3 separate regions of the Mus musculus genome follow, and regions 2 and 3 are each linked to region 1. A link is a loop called in an ENCODE intact Hi-C map of the cell type or tissue named here. Cell type or tissue: left cerebral cortex. All regions are shown on one strand.

Region 1 (8,000 bases):
GATCACGGTAAAACATACTTTAAGGGGAGAGAGGGGCCCAGAGCTCTGTTTCACACATACCTCTAAGATATGTTACAGGTTGCCATGGTTTAATGCGTCCTCTAACACAACTGAAATCTAGTTTCTGGTATAGCCGTATTAAGTGGCAAAGCCTTTTAAAGGGGCTAAGGGCCACAAAGGCTTTGCCCTCAGCAATAGATTGATTCCATTTCCTCAGGCACAGGCTCCTGAGAAATGGAAGGGTTCAGCTCTTATCCTGCCCCCCTGTCTGGCCACTTCTCCTTCCCTCCACTGCCCCAGAACACAGTAACAAAGCTCTCACCCCAGATGCGGCCTCTGGTGGGGTCCTAGCCTCTGAGACTGGGAACCAACTAAACTTAGCATGTCTCTAATTTCCCCACTCTGCGATATTTTTGTTATAGAGGTAGAAAGACAGGTGTCCTCATATACGTGTCAGCTAAACAGCTATGCAGCCACTTGAGAATCCAGTGGTGGGCCCGTACAGAACACAAAAACCTGGGAGTCATCAGCAAACTGTTTTTAAGACTCGAGGATACATGAGATCCCCGGGGAGTGAAAGAACCAGAGCTAAGCCTTGCAACACCCCAATGCCTAGAACTGAGGAGATGAAGGACTTACCAAGACAAGCCCAAATGTGCAGCCAGTCAATAAAAAACCCTGCACATGCGATATGGAGGCTGGAATTAACCACTGCGTCTAGCGAAGTGGCAATTACTAAGGACCTCGGCAAGAACAAGTCTGGGAGAGATCAGAGAAAAGCTAGGGAATGAGTTCAAGGAAGGACTGGATGAGAGATCGGGGAGGTAGTGAACAGCCAGGTCTCCCAAGGTCATCAGCCATGCTCTACAGTGTGACCTCGGGCTACCAAAAGGAAACTCTCTCAAGCCCCACATATATTCTATGAATAAGGCTGTTTACTGGTAAGAAAACCAAAGTTTGATGTGCTGCTAATTTTACAACAACTTGAAATAAGCTGCAGTCACCTAGAGAGGAGAGAACCTGGATTAAGAAAGCAACTCCAACAGACCAGGCTGTTGGCAGCCCTGTACGGCATTTTTTTAGTGATGGGCGTGGGAGGACCCAGCCCATTACGGGTGGTGCACTCCTGCACTGGTGGTCCTGCATCATCGTATAAGAAAGCAAACTGAAAGGACCCTGATATAGCTGTCTCGTGTGAGGCTTTGCCAGTGCCTGGCAAATACAGAAGTGGATGCTCACAGTCATCTATAGAATGGAACACGGGGTCCCCAATGGAGGAGCTAGAGAAAGTACCTAAGAGCTGAAGGGGTCTGCAACCCTATAGGTGGAACAACAATATGAGCTAACCAGTACCCCCAGAGCTCGTATCTCTAGCAGCATGTGTAGCACAAGATGGCCTATTCAGCCATCATTGGGAGGAGAGGCCCCTTGGTCTAGCAAACTTTATATGCCCCAGTACAGGGGAATGCCAGGTCCAAGAAGTGGGAATGGGTGGGTAAGGGAGCAGGGTGGGGGGAGGGTATGGGGGACTTTTGGGATAGCATTTGAAATGCAGATGAAGAAAATATCTAATAAAAAAATAAAAGAAAAAGAGAAAGCAAACTGAGCAACATGAGGAGTAGGGCAGTAAGCAGCCTTTCCACAGCCTCTGCATCAGCCACTGCCTCCAGGTTCCTGCCTCCAGGTTCCTGCCCTGCTTGAGTTTCCATCCTGACTGCTTTTTGATAATAAACTGTTATATGGAGGGAATAAACATTTTCCTCCTCAAGTTGCTTTTGGCCACTGTGTTTCATCACAGCAACAGAAACTCTAACCAATACACTCAGAGGGGCTGAATAACTAGACCAAGGTCAGGTTGGAGTGACAAGGCCAGAAATCCAAGCCACATGTCTCTAAGTCCCACTCTAAGACTAGTATCTCTTGTGTGGTGTCCCCGGCTTTGGAGGGGGTGTCAGAGCCTTTATCTTCCCCAGGACTGAAGAGCTGGAAGCCGTGTGAACCTACATTGCTCTAGGGAAGCCACTGTGGTACTGACCTGAATTGGGAAGCACAGATCCTTTGCCATTCTTCACATCCACCACCCAGGTAGCTTCTTTGCCTCCAGGGCCATCTTTCACTTTGAAGGCAAAAATGCCACCGATTTTCTTCACGAACTGTTCCCCTTCCTGGAAGCAGAAGTGACGTGAGGAATTACCATCCTTCCCTCCTCTGACTTTAAATAAATACTTAAACAGGTGAATGATGTGAGGAGCTGAGATGGCAGAGCCCGTGAACACCCATTTTATTTACTCAGGAGTCAGAAGGGAAGGGGCAACATCTCCCCCACCTGTCAACTCTGTAAAGAAGGGGCAGCGGCCTGGAGCACCTCCTGGGACAGAGCTTGCTCCTGTCTAGGAGCCTGAGCTTCAAAGTCAGTTCCTTCACTTCTAATTTGGTTCCCCACAATCAAGACTAAAAATGATTCTGAAACCGCTTTCTCTAACAGCTCCATTCCTGTCTTAGTATAAAGGACTACGTAAACAATGCTCCATTTGCCTTGTAACCTGGGTCTTGGGAGTGCAGTGGCCTACTACAGATCATGTCACTGTGATCTCTAGCAGATGGTTTCCTTCTCCTTCCCACTTCATTCTCACTCCGCTTTCTGCGTCTTCTTGAAACATGGCCTCAGACTCTGTGCTAGGAACCAAGATCACAGCAGCGAGGGAGTCAGACCAACCCAGGCCAGCAGTGCTCTGTACTGTAGTGACAAAACCTTCCAATGACACAGAGCTGCACAGTGAGCAATGGAAGACGACGGTGGCACATGCAACTTGCCCTAAAGAAAAGCAGCGCTGGCAGGACGGCTCAGTGCTTGCCTATGACCCGAGTTTAGTCCCCAGACCCATTATAAAGGCAGAACAGCTGCACTAAGCCGTCCTCGGACATTCACAGGTGAGTCACAGCACACATATCCCCACCACACCACGTACATAGGCACAGGCTCTAATGGTAAATACATTTCTAGTTAAAAAAGGAAACCAAGGTCCAGAGAGGTGGCTCAGTGGTTAAAAGTGGCTACTCTTCCAGAGGACCCAGGTTCAGTGTCTCACAGCCATCTGTTAACTCCAGCTACAGAAGATCCAATCCCCTCTTCTATCCTCCATAGATACTCGGCATGCACATGGTACATAGACACGCATGGAGGCAAAACGACAAACTCATTTAAGAATAAATTAATTAAAAAAAAAAAGAAAACCAGCCAGGTGTGGTGGCACATGCCTTTAATCCCAGCACTCGGGAGGCAGAGGCAGACGGATTTCTGAGTTCAAGGCCAGCCTGGTCTACAAAGTGAGTTCCAAGACAGCCAGGGCTATACAGAGAAACCCTGTCTCAAAAAACCAAAAAAAAAAAAAAAAAAAAGAAAACCAAAATTGGTACAATTTTTGATATCTTTTTTAAAGAAAAGAAACACATTCATTGTAAACAAATTAGCAAATATAAATAAGCAAAAAGAAAACATAAATCATTTCTAATTTTATCCTATAAAGAAACATCACAGCTGCTATCAATTCCATCCTTTTTCTCTACACAATAGTTTTAAAAGCGAGTATGATGGCTGAGCCTGGTGGTGCACAGCCTTTAATCCTGACACTCAAAGCTTGAGGAAGACAGATCTGTGAGTTCCAGACCAGCCTGGGCTACCTAAGCAAGTTCCAGAAGAGCCAGGACTCCATAAAGACACTCTGGATCCAGTGGAGTGGTATGGACGGAATGGTATATGCATGGAATCCCAACTGAAGGTTCAAGGCCAGCCTGAGCTAACAACTGAGCCCTAGGCCAGCCTAGGTTGCACAGCTGAGAATCTAACCAAAAGGAGGTGGGGACCATCTACTTTTATATCCTCCTGCCTCTGCCTCCCGAGTGCTGAGATTAAAGTGTACATCACCACATCTGGTTTGTCCTTTTCTCTTTCAATAGAGAAAAATCTTTATGTGTGAGTGTGTGTGCACATTTTGGTTTTCTGACATATGGTTTTACTCTGTAACTTAGACTGATCTCAAACTGGCAGCCGCCTCCTGTCTCAGCCTCCCAAGTGCTGCTATGGTTACAAGCAGGAGCATCTGTACCCAGCAACAGTTCTAGCTAAATTTATTCTTAGGGATTTTTACAGTGTTCTTGTTAATAATATATCTTCATTATATTTAATGGCTGAGTTATTACAGACACATAGAAAATATGGTAATCTTTTTATGCTTTTTCTGGACCTGGCTACTTTTAAGTTTTCCTTGTCCATTTAGGACTTAATGGCCTGCAGTAATTTATATATCCAGGGTTCTTCATCCCTATTCTTTCCCTTAACAAAGATTTAAAGTGTTCACTGTATTCACACTGTAATGAGCACCTGAAACACTCAAATGCTTATTTCCCTGGAGGAATTTACATCACCTGACACCACAGTCACCTCTGTTTCTATGTGTGCAGAACCACGGCCCTAATTTGTGTTCTCTTCTTCCTTCCCACTCTGCGTGTGTGTGTGTGTGTGTGTGTGTGTGTGCGCGCGCGTGCGTGTGTATGTTTATACATGAGCAGTGTAACAATAACTGAAGTGTAATTCAGACCCTACAAAATGCACTTTTTCACAGTATACAATTTAGTAACTTTTTTTAGTGCACTCTAAGATGTGTTTGACAGTTAATCTTCATTATCAACTTGACAGGATTTAGAATCATAAAGAAAGACACACCTTGCTGAGTGTTAGTGCATTTCCAGAGGTTTACTAGAGAACCCCCACACCAGATGTGGGTGGCACTATCCCATGTGCTGGGATCCCAGACCAAATCAAAAGGGAAGCGGGCTGAGCACTGGCTCTTCTCTCTGGGCTGGAGCTCTTGGCCGTGGCTGTGCTATGACTCACGCTCCTGCCACCATCCCTCCCACCATGCCCAGACGGTATCTTTCTTAAACCAGGAGCCAAAATAAACCCTTCCTTCCTTCGACAGCTGTGTCACGTACGTGGCCACAGTGATGCAGAGAGTGACTAATAAACAACGTGCAACCTCAACATCACTACTCTCAGAACATTCTCACGTTCTCATGTGAACTAACAGCCCTTGCAGTCAGTCGCCATTTTCTGATACTAGCTTCTGAAAACCACAAACTGGCTTATTCTGAATATTTCCTATAAATAGAACCATACAGTGTGCTCTTTGTGAGTAGCCTGTTTCATTTAACATATTCTCAAGGTTCATGCTGGGTTGTGTATCAGCCAGTACCTCTCTCCTTTCTATGGTAAGATAAGACTCTACTGAATATGGTTACTTGTTTAACTATTTATGTTTCTTGTTGTGTGTGTGTATGTGCATTTTCTGTGTATTTGTACATGTACGTATGGGGGTGCTCACTCATGCAGGCACAAACAGATGCCAGCAACTGATGTCTTTTTCATCTGTCTTCCCATTTCATTCATTCATTCATTCATTCATTCATAGACAGGGTTTCTCTGTGTAGCCCTGGCTGTCCTGGAACTCTCTATGTAGAGCAGGCTGGCCTCAAACTTACAAGGATCCACCTGCCTCTGCCTCCTGAGTGCTGAGATTAAAGGCGTGCGCCACTCGGCCCAGCTTCCACCTTTCTGAGAAAGGTCTCACTGGACCTGGAGCTCAATGCTTCAGCTAGACTGGCTGCCAGCCAGCTCCCGGGATCCGCGTGTGTTCTCTCAGCTTTAGAAGCCCACCCACCGCCAGCCACACTCTGCCTTTGCACGGGTGCTCAGGGAATCCCAGCGTGGGTTCTCGTGCTCAGGAAGTCACGGCTTTACCCACTGAGCAGTCTCCAAGTCCTCTTCTCCTTGTCTTCATTTTGGTTTTATGACTACTGTGGACAGAGGCTCTTCTTCTCTTGCTTGGGTCGAGAGTTAGGAGGGAATTGCTGGATCATAAGCTGCTTAACTCCTCGAGGAACTACCAAACTTTCAAAACACCAATACCCCACAACCCTACTAGCATTGAATAGGGGTTCAAATGTCTCTACATCCTCACTACTGATTCGTATCCTCACTACCTTTTATTAGTCAGTTCACTGGTGTGTCAGACTTTTTCTTAAATAGTTCCTTGGTGTTCCAGAAAGCAGTCATGGGTCTTACAGCAAAGTAGCTGTTCTAGTCAGCACCCACTTTCCTCAGTAGTCATCTCCTTTCAGTACTACGGATCAAACTTGAGCCAGGTTTCTTCTGGGGCCAGTGGCCAGTGACTACTTCCAGATACGTCTGCCTCTGCACAGCGCCCCACAAACCAGCCAGAGCAGACACCAATGCGTCCCAGCAGGAAGATCCAGGCAAGCATTAAGAGGTTCTACCGCTTACCTCTCACTGCCTAAGAGATGTAAATTCATGTGCACGTGCTGTTCCTTCTGAAGAACCAACTGACCCTTTTACAAAACCCATACTCTGTGGTCAATACATCATTTCCCTTTGAAACGGGAGTGAAAGTAGGTAAGAGAGCTAAAAAGAGAAAAACACAGTTGCAAAACTGGAGATCATTTCTACCAAGAAGTCTTAAATGCCTCTTGTGGGAGAAAAAGTACTCTCGGAGTGGACTGGAGGCCAGAGAGCAGGTGCTGCTGGGAAGGCAATGGGACAAAAAGGGCTGAATTCTAAGAAGGCCGGTGGAGCACTGCTGAGGAAGACAAAGGTGGAAATGAAACCTCAGCTGGGCTGCCTCCGCAGAGGCAGAAAATGCATTCACTGACAAAGAGCCCAGACTCCCTTTCTAGCGCTCCAAGCACCGAGGAAACTGACGATCGTGGGAAGGAGACACAGACTGGGATAAGGGGGTGAAGGAGTGCAGAACTAAAGTGAGAGCGGAGGCATAGGCTTGCACTGCGAACGGCCAAGTGCAAGCCTGAAACAGCCCCTCTTTGTTAGTCCCAGTAAGGAAGCCCCCCTTGACTATCCCCAGCCGACCCGACTGCAGGGTGGATAATCTACCCAATCTTCCGATGTGACCTCGGACTAAGTCCTCATAGAATTCCTCATTTTACTGCGGACACAATAATGAAAGGCATTCAAAACACAGCCATGGGCTGCCTCCTTCTGACTACGCTGGCAAAGATGGTTATATAATAAGCCAATACAGTTTTAGAGAAGCTATAGAAAAAAAGCAGCTATTCGCTTGAATTGTTAGTAAGTCTGCAGAGCATTATCCTTTCTGGTGGGGTCTGGCTAGTCTAAACTGTAAAATGCACACACTTACTATCCAATTCTGTCCTTTAATTAAACTAGTTAGTATTTAAAGTACAGGAGGAAATTTATAACAGCAACGCTGTATTTGCAAATTTTAGATATAATCTATTATCATAAGAGGCCAATTAAATAAGTTATGGCACATATGTACAAACATGTACAATGTTCTGAAAAACATGTAAAGGACTTATTGACACGGCCATAAAGCATCCAAGTGAAAAGAGAATGAGGTCATCCCCTAAGATGGCAGCCTGGCAGTCCTGCAGCTCCTATCCCAGTGCCGTGCCTGCAGCCATCAGTCTGGTTCTGCTCCAGTCCCAGAAAGGTGTTGATTTTTATGAAAACCCTGGAACACTGGCTAGGCACACTAGTCACAGTGCAGTCAGACGTCAGAAGTCCTCAGCACATGAAATGTGCCCAGTGTTGGCCTGTCCCTCTGTGGCTTTAGCAGGAGTGAAATGCCAGCCTAAAAGCCTTGACTCCTGTTGTTTAGTTCAGCCTATTCTCAGATGTGTGATCTGAATTGTGACTGGGACGGTAACTGTGTCTGGTTTGATCTAAAATCTAAAATCAGTAGTGAGCTCCCAGGAGACTACTGCATTCCAGACAATGAAGTAAATACCTAATCTTGCTACAGGTACCTCTTTTTTATTGTCTTTGTATGGCCTCTTTCTATCAAGAACTAATTATGGGTGTGCTGGAGAGATGGCTTAGCATTTAAGAGTACTGGCTGTTCTTCCAGAGGTCCTTGGTTCAATTCTTGGCACCCATATGGTAGCTC
Region 2 (8,000 bases), 74 kb before region 1:
TGGCTGCCGGCTACTCAGCCCTGCGCTGGGGATTGCAGATTCAGAACTTAAGTCTTTGAACTCAAGTTGCTCCCAGGCTGCAGACAACACTGGCCAGGGAAATGCAGTTCCCTGGAGCTAAGGAAGTGAGATAGGTTTCCTTCTGGGTGGCTTTATGTCCCTTTGCTTTACTTCTACTGTCCTTGCTGCTTGGGCAGGTAGTCAGGGCACAACACGGACCCTGTAGTCAGATTGGAGCTTCACCCTGGCCTTGTCACTTGGCTCAAGAAAATCCTGTTTGGAAATCTGAGGCCTTACACCTTGTCTTGCCTCCATTGTCTTTGGTGTGGGCTAAGCCACTTGTCCCCAGCCTGTGCTTCTAGTGACAAGTATCTATCTGTCCAGCCTCTCAGCTTCTAACTCTCTCCACTAGACCAGAACACTCCTCCTGCTGGGCCTGGAATGCTGCCTTAAGTGAGTAAAGCCCATCTGTTCGTGTTTCCTGTGTTTGTTGTAGTCAGGGCTGGTGCAGGGAAACCTTGCTGTGGAGAAATGGATGCGCTTTAATGGTTCCTGTCACTGGAGAATGAAACCATTGTGGGAGAAAATGACATATTGCTTTTTTTGTTATTGTTTTTCCTGGTCTGGAGCTCAAATCCAGGGTCTCACAAAGGCTAAACAAGTTGTTACCACTAAGCCACATCCAACCCTTCTCCCCCCAATGATGCGGTCCTGACCCCCCAAACATCTCATTCCTGAGCCCTCCCTCTTTAATTCTTAAACAAGTCCAGGGTCTGTCCTCCATTCACTCTGTCCCTGAGCAGCCAGCCCTGGGCTGATGTTCCTACCCTGGAGCACCGCTCTGGAAAGGGTACCACACAGGTTGTTTCCAGGCACAGCCAGCCAGAAGCACTGTTCTGACCGAATCAGATGCCAGGCCTCAGCGGACTTACTCCACCAGAACTAACAAGGGACTCAAAGTAGGGTGAGGTTTCAAAGTCTATTAAAAAACTGATCGTTTTGGGTTCCAGCCTCCTTCCAGCTGGACAGCTGAAGAACCTGGCTTGAGGGGTGCTACACCTCCACCCCAGGGGCTCCTGGCTGTGCCCCAGGAGTTGGTGGCTTTCTGTAGCATCTGCTCCAGGGAAGCAGAGGACACAGCCAGCTCCAGTGAGATACCAAGTCTTACTGTTGGCTCCTGTTTCATCTCCAGGACAACTTGCCACCTGGAATCATGCTGATCACATAGTCATTGCTAAGCACACCACACACACACACACACACACACACACACACACACACACACACACGTCCTTGTGTCTTCTCACCTCACGCCAGCTCACTCTCCTGTCTGTGAAATCCTCCTGCCTCCTTGTTTGTCGGTTGCTATGGGCAACAACCTGTGTCTTCCTCCTGTCACATTTGTAACCCTGGCCATGTCAGAACCACCAGGTAGGTGAATTTCCAGTCATATCTGACTTGACTTACACCAGGACCAGAGTGCCTTTGTAAAGCCCAGTGGTGACAGCCAGGCAAGGGAGCATTTCTCTCTGGAGTGGCCACTTATCCCAGCAAGGAGTGACTTGTTGGTGGCGCTCTTCCATTAAAAGGGTTGAACACCGGGTCCTGGTGGCACTGGATATGTCTTCCCTGTCTTTCACACTGACCTCTATCTGGTATTCTCTGATGCAAGAGACTGCAGAGGGAGGGGCACGGCACTGAGAGTGAGGATGCTGTGGAGGGCCCCACCATCTGGGAGGGGACAGAGTCAGGAGGAAAGTGAGGTGAGGCCCTCAAGGCTTGGTTGCCATCCACCCCTCTCAGTTGTTCTTCCACAGTCTTTTAACCCTTGAGCCTCCTTTGTCCAGGATCTGCTCCAATCTAGCCCTCAGCCCAGGAGACTGCAGCCTGCCCTTAGCCATCTACGGCTATGGGAATCACAGGGAGGGAGGGGTGCATGAAACTGGGATTCTCCAGGGTTCCAGGAAAAAGCATGACTTTTGGGGTCACTCTCTAGATGTGTGTGCGCCACTTCTCAAGAGTTATTTATTTCAGGTGAGGGGTGAAGTGCATGCCAATGAGAATGTGGAGAGGTCAGAGGACATTGTAGGATTTAGTTCCCTCCTTTCAACACGTAGCTTCCAGGGAAAGGACTAAGGTTACGGGTTTGGGCGGTTCCCACCATTAGACCCTGAACTATCTCACTGGCCCTTAGATGGGCATGGGAGCCTCAGCAGCACCTGCAAAATGGGAAGGTCACCCTGCTCACAGGGCTGCTGGGAGAAGGCACATGACCCAGCACAGCCCGGTGCATGATGGGTGAAGCAGACTTGTTCCTAATTTATTAATGCATCTCGAAGATGTTTCATGAACCCTCTACCTCTGTTTCTGCTGTCAGGGGTCATAGCATCAACAACACACATGCCACCTCCCCTGGGAAGTCCTTCTTGACAGAGACACTGATAAGGCCATTCATGCGGCTCTGGACCTCCCAAGTGGCACAGCCGCTCTGTGGTCTCACTGATTCGGTCATGGCACCCTGAGCTACGCCTCCACGAATTCTCAGAGCCACTGCCCTCTTGTTTTCCTCTGCTCTCTCGGTCCTACAATTCAGCAACACCCACCCAGTTCTCCGCTCCCACAGACACCCCTTGCTCTAAGTCAGTGGGTCACAAAAAGAACAACTTCCCAAGCAGCTGGGAGAGCATGTTGGGGTATTCAGTTTCCTTTGTCTGTTAGATCCAAAGTCCAAGCCTGGTTAAGTTCCTCATTTTGTTATCTTGGTGTCCCGTGGGGTTCCAGTGTAGGGTCAACTGGGCCTCTTCTGATCTGGGGGCTCCCCTGTGGAAGAATCTGCCTTTAAGCTCCCCTCAGATCTTGGGCAGAAGTTCCTGAGGGCCCAAGGGCCCAGGTTCTGATATTTTTTGTTTGCTTGGTGTGTGTGTGTACACACACGTGCACGCGCTTATTGTTATTACTTTGAGACATGATATCCTGTAGCTCAGGCTACCCTCAAAAATTAATATGTAACCAAGGGTGACTTTGAACTTCTGATCCAATTGCTTCCACCTCCTACGTACTGAGATTATAGACCATCACCACCACATCAAATGGTAGAGATTAAACCCAGGGCTTCCTGAGCCTCTTTGGCAACTTACGCAAGGTCAGTTGGGCTTGCCTTATTTACTGACTGGAAACCACAGTTCAAGTGAAGCCTGCTATCTTGCTCTTGAGCCCTCCACCCCAGAGGCTAAGGTCAGCTTCTTTCACTCAGTAGAAGCTTCAAGTAGCTCAGAGGGTGTCTTAGTTAGGGTTTTATTTCTGTGAAGAGACACCATGACCAAGACAACTCTTATAAAGGCAAACATTTAATTGAGGCTGGCTTACAGGTTCGAAAGTTAGCCAAATATTATCATGGCAGCTACCATGACAACATCTAGGCAGGCATGGTGCTGGAGAAGGAGCTGAGAGTTCTACATCTTGATTCAACTGCCTCCAAGAACAACTGTCTCTTCTGCACTGGGTGGAGTTTCAAAGCCCACCCTCACAGTTATGCATTTTCTCCAACAAAACCACACCTACTCCAACAAGGCCACACCTCCTGATATTGTCACTTCCCATGGGCCAAGCATAGTCAAACCACCAGAGGGGTTGTGTGGCTGGCCAGCCACTGTGGGGCTCTAGATCCTTCTGCATGTGTCTCCATGAATTGCAGCCCTCATCAAGCCTGGGAAGACATAAATCCCTGCTCCAGCTACAGAGATGATGTGGCCTCTTCCTCAGTCATCCCAACCATTCATTCTTCATTCTTCTTCAGACTCCTAAGCATACCCTGAGATTAACACCCTGAGGGGTTGAGCCTCAGTTTCTCCACTCCTTCCTGGGTCTCCCCGAGGACCTTTCCTGCCAGCTGGCTTCATGAGCTTTCTGGTGTACACTGCCACTCACTTCAGTAACAAGAAGGGTTCAAAGCTTAAGCCTTTTCTTGAACAGGGTCCTTGAGCCTCTATTGCAAACTGATCTATCTTTCCACACATTTGCAGTTCTTTCATCAAACCACAAAGAGTCCCTTGCCCTGGCCAGCAAGCCCCTCCTCACCTCATACCTGCCACTGAGAAATTTTTTCCTCAAAGTGGAAGTGGCTGCAAGAAGACCCCCTGTCTCTATCACTGAGTATTGGCACCTCATTCAAAACTGAAAAACTCCCGTGTCACATGACAGTGATGGTCTGGCAGACAGAATCTGTTACTGCAGTATCCTTAACCTATGTCAGGCCCTCCCTGAGGGATGCTGCTTAAGTGGGCAGCAAGTGGTTTGCTATTCTGAGCTGTGTTCTGCAATTCTATCCATCCTTGATTCCCTTCACGTATGCTCCTGGACCTAGAAACCATCCTTTCCCACTTTACCCCAGCAAGGATGCTCTCTGTGCATAGCCCTTTCCTTTCACATTCATAGACTGACAGAAAAAAGAAAAAACCACCCACAGTTTTCTGTTCCTTTAAGTTCTTGAAGGATACCTTCCTGGTTCTTCCACGAAAACAAATCTGCTTCCTACTTGTTTTGGGTTTTATTCAACAAAATGTCATAAGAGTTTCCACCCTGTACCAGTGCCTGAGGCTCTTGTTACACACTTCCACTGGGGGCTGCAGCTGAGCCTTCCCATCCTGGTTCCTGCAATGCTCCTAGACACACCACTGGGGCTATTTATTTATTTATTTATTTATTTATTGCATCTAGGGCTCTGTAAATGACATAGCCTCAGACTGTGTTATTTACAGTGTTCTTAGCCTCTGCCATAAAATAGATACAGAGTAAGTGCAAATTTACAAGGCAGGGCCTACCAGGTGGTGTGTGTGCTCAAGTGCCTATGTGTGTATGTGTGTGTGTGTGTGTGTATGTGTGCATGTGTGTGTATGCGTGTATATGTGTGTCTGTGTCTCTCTGTGTGTGTCTATGTGTACATATGTGTGTGTGTGTGTGTGTCTGTATCTGTGTCTGTGTGTGTGTGTGTGGCCCATTGTGGCTTCACCAGGGTTAACCTTAGGATGTCAACTGTGCCTCGATTTCACACATCCACAGACAAGAACAACACAAAAACTGGGGGTGGTTAGTCCAACATCTGGATTCAGCCAGAGCCTCCAATTCTCCCTTGTCCCCCACCCCCCATCCTCCTCCCCACCCCTCTCCAGTTTCTCAAACCAGGCATCATTCAAGGAAACTGAAGCCATGTGTTTGTGATTCACTGAGGCTGAACAAGGCAGGGTGTTTTGTTAGCTCTGCCTCATAGAGATGTCACATGTGTGTGTGTGTGTGTGTGTGTGTGTGTGTGTGTGTGTGTGTAGCAAGTGTGCGATGCATTCATATGCCCACGTAAATATTGTTTTCTTTCCTGTTTCTTGTAAGAATTTTCAACGGAAATTTCTGAGAATCAGGAAATCATGTTTGGTCCAAAGTGTCTCCCCACCCATTCTCCCCCTTGCTGAGGCACTCTAGTTTGGCAGACTGCTCCACACACCCACGTTCTGACTCCTCGGAGATGGGCTTGGGCCAAGCAGTCTTGAAGTCTGGTTTGGGAGCCAGTATTCAGAGCAGCTTCTCCAAGCTTTGAGGCAGGCTGCAGGCTGGAGGTGGCCACAGACTAAATGTCAAACCTGGTATTGCCTGCACCTCTGGATTCAACCTTAAAGTCGGGCTAGCCTTTCTGAGCTAGGCCCTGCCACTCCTTCCATGGGAGCTGGGAATCTTTCTTGTCTCCCTTGCCTCATCAGCTGAGATCTTTGCTGATCAAGAGAGAAAACACAGCTCAGCTAGGAGCTATATAGTAGGGCAGACCTTCAGCCCGGGGACTCAGAAAGTCTCCATCCATCCTAGATGCCCACAGTCTTACTTCATCCCTTTCTGCTTCCTGCTCACCTTCCCAGGATTCAATTGGGCAGCCACCTCTGAGAGGGTGGTTTCCTCATGGGTTACCGATTGCTTTTGGTCTCTCTCAGTCACGGTGGTGACCCAGAGGTCTGTTGTTACACTGCAGGCCTTGTACCTGCTAAACAAGATTCCCAGTGACCACAAACCCCTCATTCATTTCCGGGACCCCCAAATACTCAGGGCAAGTACCCAATGTAGTTGGTGTGATAACATGTATACAGCGAAGGGGAGATGAGTGGTTTTGAAAGAGTTCCTACCATCTTCCTATGGAGACTCACTGCCAAGGAGAGACTCAGTCAGACAGCTCCATTCTAAGCTTTGGGACAGACCCCGTCAGCCCCGAAAGAGGAGTGTTAGGAGAAACTCCTCTGTATGCCCAGGGCCGTCTCTTTCCTCAGGAGCGGTCTTTCTGAGCAAGGTCTGGTCCTGGCCAGTCTGGCAGGTATGTTTAGCAAGTCATTACTCCTGGTGGAGCCTGTACCCTCCTCTCCTCAGCCTTCTGTACCATGAGGGAGGGAGGCAGCTCTATAGGATCCCACCTAGGAATCAGAGAGGGTTGTTCTGCACAGCTGCAAAGGGAGGCTGTATCTACAAGAGATCCTCTCCCCCTGGAGGTAGATTTTTTTACCCTGGCTCCAAGAAAAGTACTTCCTAATGAACAGAACCAGCCCGTGGTGGCTGCTGACCCAGTGTGGTATAAGTAGAGGCTCGAGGGGAGTTTCTGCACTTTGGAGGGATTCCTGGGACCAGATGGCCCACATTTTAGTGAACTGGCATCAAGACATCCTGCCCCAAGCCTTAGAATTGCTTGGGGGATTAGGGGTGTGGCAGAGCCATCTGGGAAGTGGAACTAGGCGCTAACGTGGCGCTTGCTGTCAGAGACTGTGCCTGCTGTCTGCTAGGGAGTGGGTTTTAGAAAGGCTGACAGGAGACCCTCTCACTCATGGCCCAGACCCCTTCTTAGTCATACCTCCTTGCCTGCAGGGTAGACTTCATATGGCCTGAGAACTCAGCTAAGGTCAGACCCAAGGCCTCACTCAGCCCAGGGACTCAGGTTCATTCCTGTCCTCAGGTCTGCTGGTAGCAGGAGTCCTACTGGACACCTGAGTGCTCACTATGTGACTTCAGTAACTTGCTTCCAGTGTCTCAAAGAGGTTCATTGCAGGGTAGGGTGGTGCTGACATAAGTTACCTCAGGCACTGAGTGAGGTTCCCAGAGCTCCCTATCAGCTCCAGTGTCCCAGGTTGCTGTCCTCCAGGCTGCCCTAGGTGCTTTTCCCTAAAGCCTTTGTCTCTTTTACTGCCAGCTGCTGTGTGAGGGGCACTGCACCCTTCCTGTCCCTTTCCCAGTGGGACTCAACCTCAGGGCAGGTTTGAGGCAGCCTTGAGCCCTCTGGTTAATGGCCCCAAGTCCCCGGTGACTCATCAGGTTATCAGCAAACAAACTGCCAGCAAACAAACTGCCAGCGTCCCCTTCCCACAAGTACTGCATGAAGCAGCTCCTTCCCGCCCCTCTCAGTGGTCCCACTGCCCAGCACTTGAAGCTACCTGCACTCCAGCGCTTACCTGTGTTCCATTTTATCGCTCTAGCCTGCTGGGGTCCTTCAGCTAGCTCATCAGCTGTTCCTTCCAGCTTGCCCTCTACAAACCGGGTCCACATGGTGTCGGTGGCCTTGGCCAAGCCATTGATAAAATGGGTAGGAAGAAGACTGAAAACAGGCCCTGAAAGACCCTGTCTACTGTCTGCAACTGTTCTCCAACTCCATCTGATTGCTGACACTCCATCTGTTTCTTGAGTCCTAGTGCCAAGTACTTCAATGCCCAAAACACACAGCGCCAGGGAACTCCCCTCAGCCTGGCCAGGGGACCAGTTAGCTCAAGGGACCAGTTCAAAGGGACCCTATGCTTAAAGTCACCAGAACCCCAAACTGTCCTTACAGTTTGGTCCAGGGCAACCACTAGTTTAACATCACGTCGACAAACCGACACTCAGGTCTAGTCAGGCCCTGGGTTCTGGGGGCCTAGACACAAGCCAGATTAAGGCCTACTCTGGGAGAGATCCAGAAAGTCTACTGCTTGCTATGTAGTCTAGGCTGG
Region 3 (8,000 bases), 110 kb before region 1:
TCTGGGTTCCCCTTCCTGTACCTCCCCTCCCTACATCTCACCCACCAGGTTTAAGGAGGACAGTAATGTGCATCTTCTTGGTGGAGGGTGGAGTGGGCAGGGAACAGGTGGTGTGTTCAAATTGGCTATTTGAGGACATTTGAGTAAAGGTCAGGCTTACAAAGATGTGAAGGACTCATAACTAGGGAGTCCCTAAGTTGCCTAGTAACATGGGCATCATCATCACCAAGGCCTGCCACCTCTGCAGTGGTTACTTGCATGGAGAGGCCATGTGACCTTGCTCAGAATATACCCAGCCTTAGGTGGCCCCAGAAGAAGACAGCAGTGGGATATATGGCAACCCCACTTTCCTGTCTTCTTCGTTCTAATCCTACCCTCATGATCTGCGTGCACCCCACCTGAAGCTGAAGACCAGCCCTAGTGTGTCTTCATAGGTCAGCTTCTGGGATGGAGGGACAGGATGGAGAAGGCAAGAGGGGATGTGAAAGAGGACCTTGGAGCCACTTGGAATAGTGGCAGAGAGCTCTCCCTCTCCAAGCCTGCCCTTCTCTTCTCTCCCTCAGAGCTGGGCAGAGGAGGAGTGGGGCACTGTTAACCTCAAATCCCTCTCTGAGGTATCTGCTGTGTGTCCTTAGGCCTTGATGCTTTCACACAAGAGGAGAGCCCCCGCCTCCTCTTCTGTCTCCCCTTCCTCCTCATTTCCTGGTCCTCTCTACTTCCTCTTCCTCTCACTCTCTTCCTCCCCTTTCTCTTTTGATTTTTATACAAGGTCTGACCATGTAACTCTGACTGGCCTTGAATTTGTAATCCTCCTGTCTCAGTCTCCTGAGTGCTAGGTGTCTGGTCCCAAGATATCCCTTTTCCCAAAGTCTAGCCTTTAGAAAAAAGCCTGCACCCTATCAGGGACTTCGGAAAATAGCTTCTACCTGTTTAAAGGAAGGGTTCTCCTTTTCTTCCATTAACATATGCCTGAGGTGCCCATTCTCATATCCTAGACCTGTGGTTGCTTCTAGGCTCCTTCAATCTCTACTCAACAGATACTTGTTACACACCTGTTCTCCACCCCAGTTTACATGTTCCCCTCCACCCAGGTAGCCGTTCTCCTTTAAACCCTGGAAATATGACACCCTGTATCCCCAGTCCCCTACTCTCCACCCCCACCGCCACCCTCAGTTGGTCTCTCTGTTTTCCCTAGAGACACCCTTGGCAATTTGGACTAAACTTTTCCCTTTTTACCCACAGAGTGTGTCTGTTTTTACTTTTTACTTTTCTTTTTAAGCAGTCTGTAGAATTTTATTAAGCAGTATTACCGAAAGCATGAGTTTTCTTTTTTCCCCATTAATATATTTGTTTATTTGCTTTACATCCCTATGACCACTGCCTCCCCTCTTCTTAATCCCTCTCACACAGTCCCTCCCCCACTCCCTCCTCTTCTCCTTTGAGAGGGTGGAGGCCCACCTGGGTATCTCCCAACCTTGGCACATCAGTCTCTGCAGGGCTAGGTGCATCCTCTCCTCCTGAGGCCAGACAAGGCAGCCCTATTTTGGCTTCTTTACTGCACCCATTTCAATCACTAGGAATACAGACTGCACTGGTATGCTCTATTTCTGGAGCAGTTAAAATCCTCTGTACTAGTTCACGCCAACTGAAAGTTTGCTGGCACCCAGCGCTGCACCGCTCCCCGAGCCCCTCCATAGCTCTACTGCAGTATTTCCTACATATTTAATTTACTCTTGTGTGCTTGTGTGTGTGTGTGTGTGTGTGAGTGTTCATGTGTGGGAGTGCAACTGTGTAGACCAGAGAACAACCTTGGGTGTTGAGCCTTGCCGTCCACTTTGAGAAATGGTCACTTGCTTACAGCCACATATGCCACAGTAGTTGATCTTCCAGGTTTTGAGATTCTCCTGTGTCCACCTCCCACCTCTTCTCCAACCTCCCCGTAGGGCATGCCTGGTGAGTGATGTGTGCTACTATGTTGGGATTTTATGTGGGTTCTAGGGATCTGAACTCAGATCCTCCAATTTGTTCAACAAGCTCTTTACCCACCTAGGCACCAACCCTTACAGCAAGCCACAAGGAGCAAGCCAGAGGAAATTAAGTCTCTGCTTCCAATCATGTAACCATCCCAGGACAGTGGCCTACAGGAGAGTGAAGGCAAGACATGGCCCCCTCCCTGAGGGGGATGCAGTCCTGCTGTGGAGAGCAGATATCCAGTGTGATCCACGTGTGCTGGGGAGTGAAAGGCATTGTGGGTGCACCATGATGATAAATGGTTCTTTCTCTAAGATGTGCATGAAGGTTGCATGAATGTGGTTATGTTGGTGTTGTTTTACGAGGGGGTGGGAGTTGAGACAGGATCTCCAGCATTCCAGACTGGCCTTGAACTTGCTATGCTGCCGAGGATGGCCTTGAACAACTGGTCCCCTTGCCATAGGCTGGCTGCTTTCTTACATTAACATGATACAGCCTATAGTCATTTCAGAAGAGAGAATCTCTATTAAGAAAATGTCCTCACCATATTGACCTATAGGCAGGCCTGTGGGACGTTTTCTTGATTCCTCATTGATATGGTTAATGATTGATACAGGGTGGGGGCAGCCCATTCACCATGGGCAAGCGATCCTGGGCTACATAGAAAAGCAGGCTGAGCAAGCCATAAGGAGCAAGCCAGTAAACAGCACCCCTCTGTGGTCTCTGCTTCAGTCTTTACCCCACGTTCCTGCCCTGCTTGAGGGCCTGCCCTGACTTCCCTCAGTGATGGAGTGTGACCTGAGAATTTAAAGCTGAAAGAAACCCTTTCCTCCCCATGGCTTTTGCTCATGGCGTTTCACCACAGCAACAGAAACCCTGACTAAGTCATTCTGCTTCCTGGATACTGGGCTTACACGTGTGATGAGTCTTAGGGGACCACTGGTTTCATCAGATGGATTGAGAGGAGAGGCCACACCAAACAACGGACATGGAGATGGCTCTGGAAAGGGCACAGGGGGCTGGGAAACAAGAATCCTACTATAGATGGAACAAGAAGAGGCAGAGGGGTGAGAAGGCAGGGGTGGAGGCAGGGCCGTCTGGGGCTTTTAGAGTCCTCCATGACGCACACTTTTAGACTTCCCTCAGACAGAACACGGGGTGATCAACCAAAGCCCCCAAGTTGGATGTTACGTTTCATTTGCTCAGCTTGTCCAAACACAGCCATAAAAAGAGCTGAACGGAGCTTGAAAAGGATGTTTGGAATTTCAAATTTCTTTCTTTCTTTCTTTTTTTCTTAAAGGCAGACACAGAACTGTCTACCACGCTCAGGAAACAGGATTCTCCCTGCTTTGGGAGGCATTACGTGTGCTTCACAGAGCTGGGAAGATGGAAAGTGGGGGTCTCAGCACTGTGGGCCAGAACAGGATTTGAAGGACCCTCCTAGGGAGCCTCTTCCTTTGTCTCCGCTGCCTTCTGCATCTCTCTGTATCTACCCACAGCCCGTCTACCCTTAATCTAAACAACTCGGAGATCCAGGGACATGGGGGAAGGATGAAGGTGGTTGGCAACCAATTTTATGAGCAATAAATTTGAGAGAAGGAGCTTCTGTGATGCTTAGTTCTATCGTAGCCTGAGGCCAGGGTTAGCCACTCCACCCTAGTCGCAGCCAGCCAGCTTCAGCATAGCGCGGTGACTCACGCTGTTCCCAAGGACTTACAACTCCATTTGAGATGAGGTCTTGTTCCCTATGTAGCCCATGCTGGCCTCCAACTCCTGATACTCTCTGTGCTATGATTACAGGGTGGACCATTATTACATCTGGCTATTGCTTCTGACTTCTTACTACAATCTTTGTGAAATTAGACACACCCCTGTCAGAAAATCTACTTCACAAGAAAACCCCATTCTGTGCGCGCATGCGTGCAACATGTATCACACAGAGTGTAGAGGCTTGATGCTGGGGGTCTTTCATAATCCGTTTCCATCCTTTTTTTCATGAACAAGTTTTTTTCAATGTATGGTTGTTTGGATGACATGTATGTGTAGCGGGTGTCTGCAATGCTCAAGGAGGCCAGAGGAGGGCGTTGGATTCTCTGGGGTTGGAACTACAGATCTGGTGCTAGGAATCAAATCCGGGTCCTTGGGAAGGACCAGTGTTCTTAACAGTGAAGCCGTCCATCTAGCTCCTCCACCTTGCTTTTTGAAACAGGGTCTCTCACTAGAGCATACAGATCAGTTAGACTAGTGGCCAGCAAGCCCCTGGAACCCTCCTGTCTCCATGTCCTCAGCACTGTGACTATAGGTACAAACAGCCTGACTTTTTTTTTTTTTTTTTAGCATGGATGCTGGATAAGGAACTCACATGCTCAAGCCTTCACAGCAAGCATGTCCCCAACTGAGCCATCTCCTTGGTTCAGAAGATTCCATTTTCTCAAGAATTCAGAATAACTAGGAGTTAACTGGGCATCTCACAAAGAGTGACAAGGTAATCCTGGGTTTGTTTATCTCTGTGAGCATACTCTGAGAGCAAGCATACTTTGAGAGCATGGGTCTGTAGCAGGACACCCCCTGCAAACTAGAAGGGGATTTATGTGTAGCGTGCACTGCATGGAGGGAGCTGCCCTGGCTATTACTGTTCAACTTCAGAGACAATAGCTACCGGTGAGAGGTAGGAGTCTCAGAGCACTCGGGCCACTGAGGAGAGGCTCTTGGAGGAGGTAAAGACCACGGGCTAGCAATTCAGAACTTGCTAGAGCAAGGGAGTCACCTACCATCACTTGTATTTGGCATAAATTCAAAGGTAAGCCAGAATCAGGAAAAGTTTATAGTATAAAAAAGACTCCATGATATAGTCTTGGCCTTCATCAGGAAGGTGTGTGTGTGTGTGTGTGTGTGTGTGTGTGTGTGTGTGAGAGAGAGAGAGAGAGAGAGAGAGAGAGAGAGAGAGAGAGAGAGAGAGACTAGAAACATTTCTTTATGTGATTGCTTGGGAACATATTTGGCAGTCTCTAGTTGGCCTTTAGTTGGTGGTGGGGGCGGGTGGAACGCTGCCAGCCACTGCCCAAGTCCTGACTGTTCTTGGCAGATTACTACAGCAGAGCTGTGGCTCCCAGGCTGAGGGCAGCAGAGACTGGCAACCAGAGTTCAACTGTCCTATGTCAGCAATGGCAGGGCACCAGCCAGAGACACAGCTCCAACTGTATCTCTGACATCTCAAACACCCTGAAGAGTTCTTTTTGGATACCTGTAATGCCAAATCCTTGACTTTGCCTCAGAAAAGACTTTCAGCCTAAGCCAATATGCAGCAGAGTTGGAGTTTATTATTTAAGCACAGGAACAGAGAAAAGAAAGTGGCTCAGGGCAAGAAGACCTGCCCTGGCGTGGGGGTGGCCTTCTCCAGAGAGTCACAGTTCATTTTCACCACATACATAGGATTTTCAACTCATACATAGGAGTTTGGTGAGTTCTGGAGTCATTACCTTCAAAGAGCCGCTAAGAAATTCGAGATCCCAGGGTAGTTTCTTCGATGTACAAACAGAACTTCAATTTGTAAGACTCTAGGGCCCAATGATGCTCTCAGCTTCATGCCGCAGAAGCACCTGAATGTCCCTGAACCCTCTGGCCTGGAAAGATTGGTGTCTATGCAGCAGCCACCTAAAGCTTGGGGAGAACTTCCTGAAGCTGCTGATGCTCTCACAAGGAAGCCTGCTGTAGGGTCGACCAGTTGTCTTAAATGTAGAGGGTGCTCCCTCTGAAATAACAGCAGAAAGTATAGTACTGTGGCAAAAGTCAACTAGCAATAGTGCCACCTGTTACCAGTATCAGGTATCAGTCTCCATACAGAGCTGTGTGCAGTTTTCCACAATCACCAGAGCGTAGCACCACCACAAACACGAGAGTCATGAGTTGTACAGTGACTTAATGGCTATATATACCTTCATAAGGCGAGAGCAATTTCAGATCTCTGTCAAATATGTGGTCCCCTGTGACCCTGGGCTGTTTGTTGAACCATATGCTCTCTATATATGTATGCATATAACCACTTTAACTCAGAAATATGAAAAATCTGTGTCTTTTTTTTTTTAAGATTTATTTATTTATTTAAAGTACACTGTAGCTGTCCTAGACACTCCAGAAGAGGGAGTCAGATCTCGTTACGGATGGTTGTGAGCCACCATGTGGTTGCTGGGATTTGAACTCCTGACCTTCGGAAGAGCAGTCGGGTGCTCTTACCCACTGAGCCATCTCACCAGCCCAAATCTGTGTCTTAATTAGGGTTTCTGTTGATGTGACGCAATACCATGACCAAAAGCAAGTTGAGAAGAAAAGGACTTCTTTGGCTTACGTGTCTGAATCACAGTCCATTGAGGGAAGCCAAGACAGGGACCCAAATCAGGCAGGACATGAAGGCAGAAGCTGATGCGGAGGCCATGGAAGGGTGCTGCTTACTGGCTTGCTTCCCATGGCTTGCTCAGCCTGCTTTCTTATAGAACCCAGGACCAGCGGTCCGGGGGTGGCCCACTCACAATGGGATGGGTCCTCCCCCCATCAGTCACTAATTTTAAATGCCCTACAGACTTGCCTGCATATAGCTGGATCTTGTGGAGGTGTTTGCTCCTTGAAGGTCCCTCCTCTCAGATGACTATAGCTTGTGTCAAGTTGACATAAGACTAGTCAACACAAGGTCCTCACTGAAATGGAATATTACATCTCTGTTATGGAAAACAGCTACAGGGATCATTGACAATGGCAGTGAGTAGTAATTAAGAACAAGACCGAGCGTCCCTGAATAAATATATATCATTTGATTTGCCAATTTAAAACAATGGGCTGGGGTTGGGAAGACAGGTCGGGAGTAGAGCAGTTGCTTCACATGAAGAAGGCACTAGGTTCAATTCCCAGTACCAAACCAAACCAAAACCCCAAAACCTAAAATGAAATTAATGAACTATATTAAGAAGAAAAATAGAACAATATTGTGTAACATTCTTGTCTTCTGATAAGCCCAGATGTTTAACTTTTTACAATTCTTTACTGCTGGGACTAGAGAGATTTTTCATTGTTTAAGAGCCCTGGCTGTTCTTGCAGGGTTCAATTCCCAGCACCCACATGATAGTTTGCAAACATCTCTAACTCCAGTTCTGGATAATTTGGCACCCTCTTCTGGGCCTCACAGGCACCAAGCACACACGTGGTACAGAGACATACATGCAGGCTAAACACTCATACACATAAAATTTTAAAAAAAATTTTTTTTTGTAGGTTAATTATTCTCAGCTGTCTCTGGAAGATAGGCAGCAATTTTTTTTACCTAATCTCCAGGAGCATGGGGAAGAAAACGGTGAGTGAGTGAACATTTTTATTGCTTAAATTTATTTCCTTTTATTTTTTGAGATCCAACTTTGTAAATCAGGCTAGTCTCAAACACCTTGGCCACAGTGAGCCTCTCTGCTCAGTCTCCCAGTACTAGGACCACAGACACACACCGCTGCCCTGTGCCAGCTGGGGGAAATCACAATGCAAGCACCTTAAACTTCAGTATCTTTGCTGGATCCCGGTGAGCCTGTCCCGGAAAAGTGGGACTATTTATGAAGGGGATCCTTGCAATTTGAAATTTGTCTTGGGTTCTTACTATAAAATCTTCGGGAGTCTCCAGTGTGTACCATGGCCCTGTTTCCAGACTGAAATATGACCTGATAATGAGATAATAAGTATTCCAAGCTGGCCTCATCTGGTTTTCAGTATTCTCTTCTATGAGTATCACATAGATGACAGAAGATGGCTGGTTATTTCCAAGGAAAAAAGTTCTTCCTTGTAAGTGAGTCAGACTTACAAGTTCTGTATGTGAAGATTTTGTTCTTGTTGTTGGTTGGTTGGTTTTCTTTTGTTTTTGTTTTTGTTTTGTTTTGAGACAGGGTGTCAAGTAGCCCAGGATGGCCTCAAAGTTGAGCTACAGCAAGGATGCCCTTGAACCCTGACTTCCTGCTTGTACCTCTCAAGTGCTGGGGGGCACAAGTATGTATTCCTAA

What was found. Peaks named below come from ENCODE experiments on the same cell type or tissue, not always from the same donor. Only the 100,000 strongest peaks of a DNase experiment are listed, where the experiment ranks them.
Region 2: a loop joins it to region 1, with 4 times the contacts of the local background. A loop is called at or near these places in 3 of 42 quality-filtered maps.
Region 3: it touches region 1 in a loop (2.8-fold over the local background); 4 of 42 quality-filtered maps call a loop at or near these places.

Annotation. Positions count from the first base shown.
Region 1 is chr4:108,053,404-108,061,403 of GRCm38, forward strand. Scp2 (sterol carrier protein 2, liver) reads right to left here. Exons shown (of 16, transcript NM_011327.4): 14 at 2,036-2,165. Among named protein-coding and RNA genes, the nearest start is that of Gm23354, 16 kb to the left of the region's middle. In left cerebral cortex, no CTCF peak of the experiment used is centred here; DNase peaks (open chromatin) are centred at 4,052, 4,933, 5,725, 6,794 and 1 more place; H3K27ac peaks cover 3,776 bases.
Region 2 is chr4:107,979,276-107,987,275 of GRCm38, forward strand. The region is part of intron 2 of Slc1a7 (solute carrier family 1 (glutamate transporter), member 7); the gene reads left to right. Among named protein-coding and RNA genes, the nearest start is that of Slc1a7, 15 kb to the left of the region's middle. In left cerebral cortex, a CTCF peak has its summit at 4,589; DNase peaks (open chromatin) are centred at 461, 4,538 and 5,509; H3K27ac peaks cover 452 bases.
Region 3 is chr4:107,939,294-107,947,293 of GRCm38, forward strand. It overlaps Gm40221 (a long non-coding RNA gene), which reads left to right. Exons shown (of 3, transcript XR_867994.1): 2 at 4,309-4,456; 3 at 7,234-8,000. Among named protein-coding and RNA genes, the nearest start is that of Gm40221, 5.8 kb to the left of the region's middle. In left cerebral cortex, a CTCF peak has its summit at 4,052 (motif pointing right); DNase peaks (open chromatin) are centred at 149, 1,784 and 3,102; H3K27ac peaks cover 450 bases.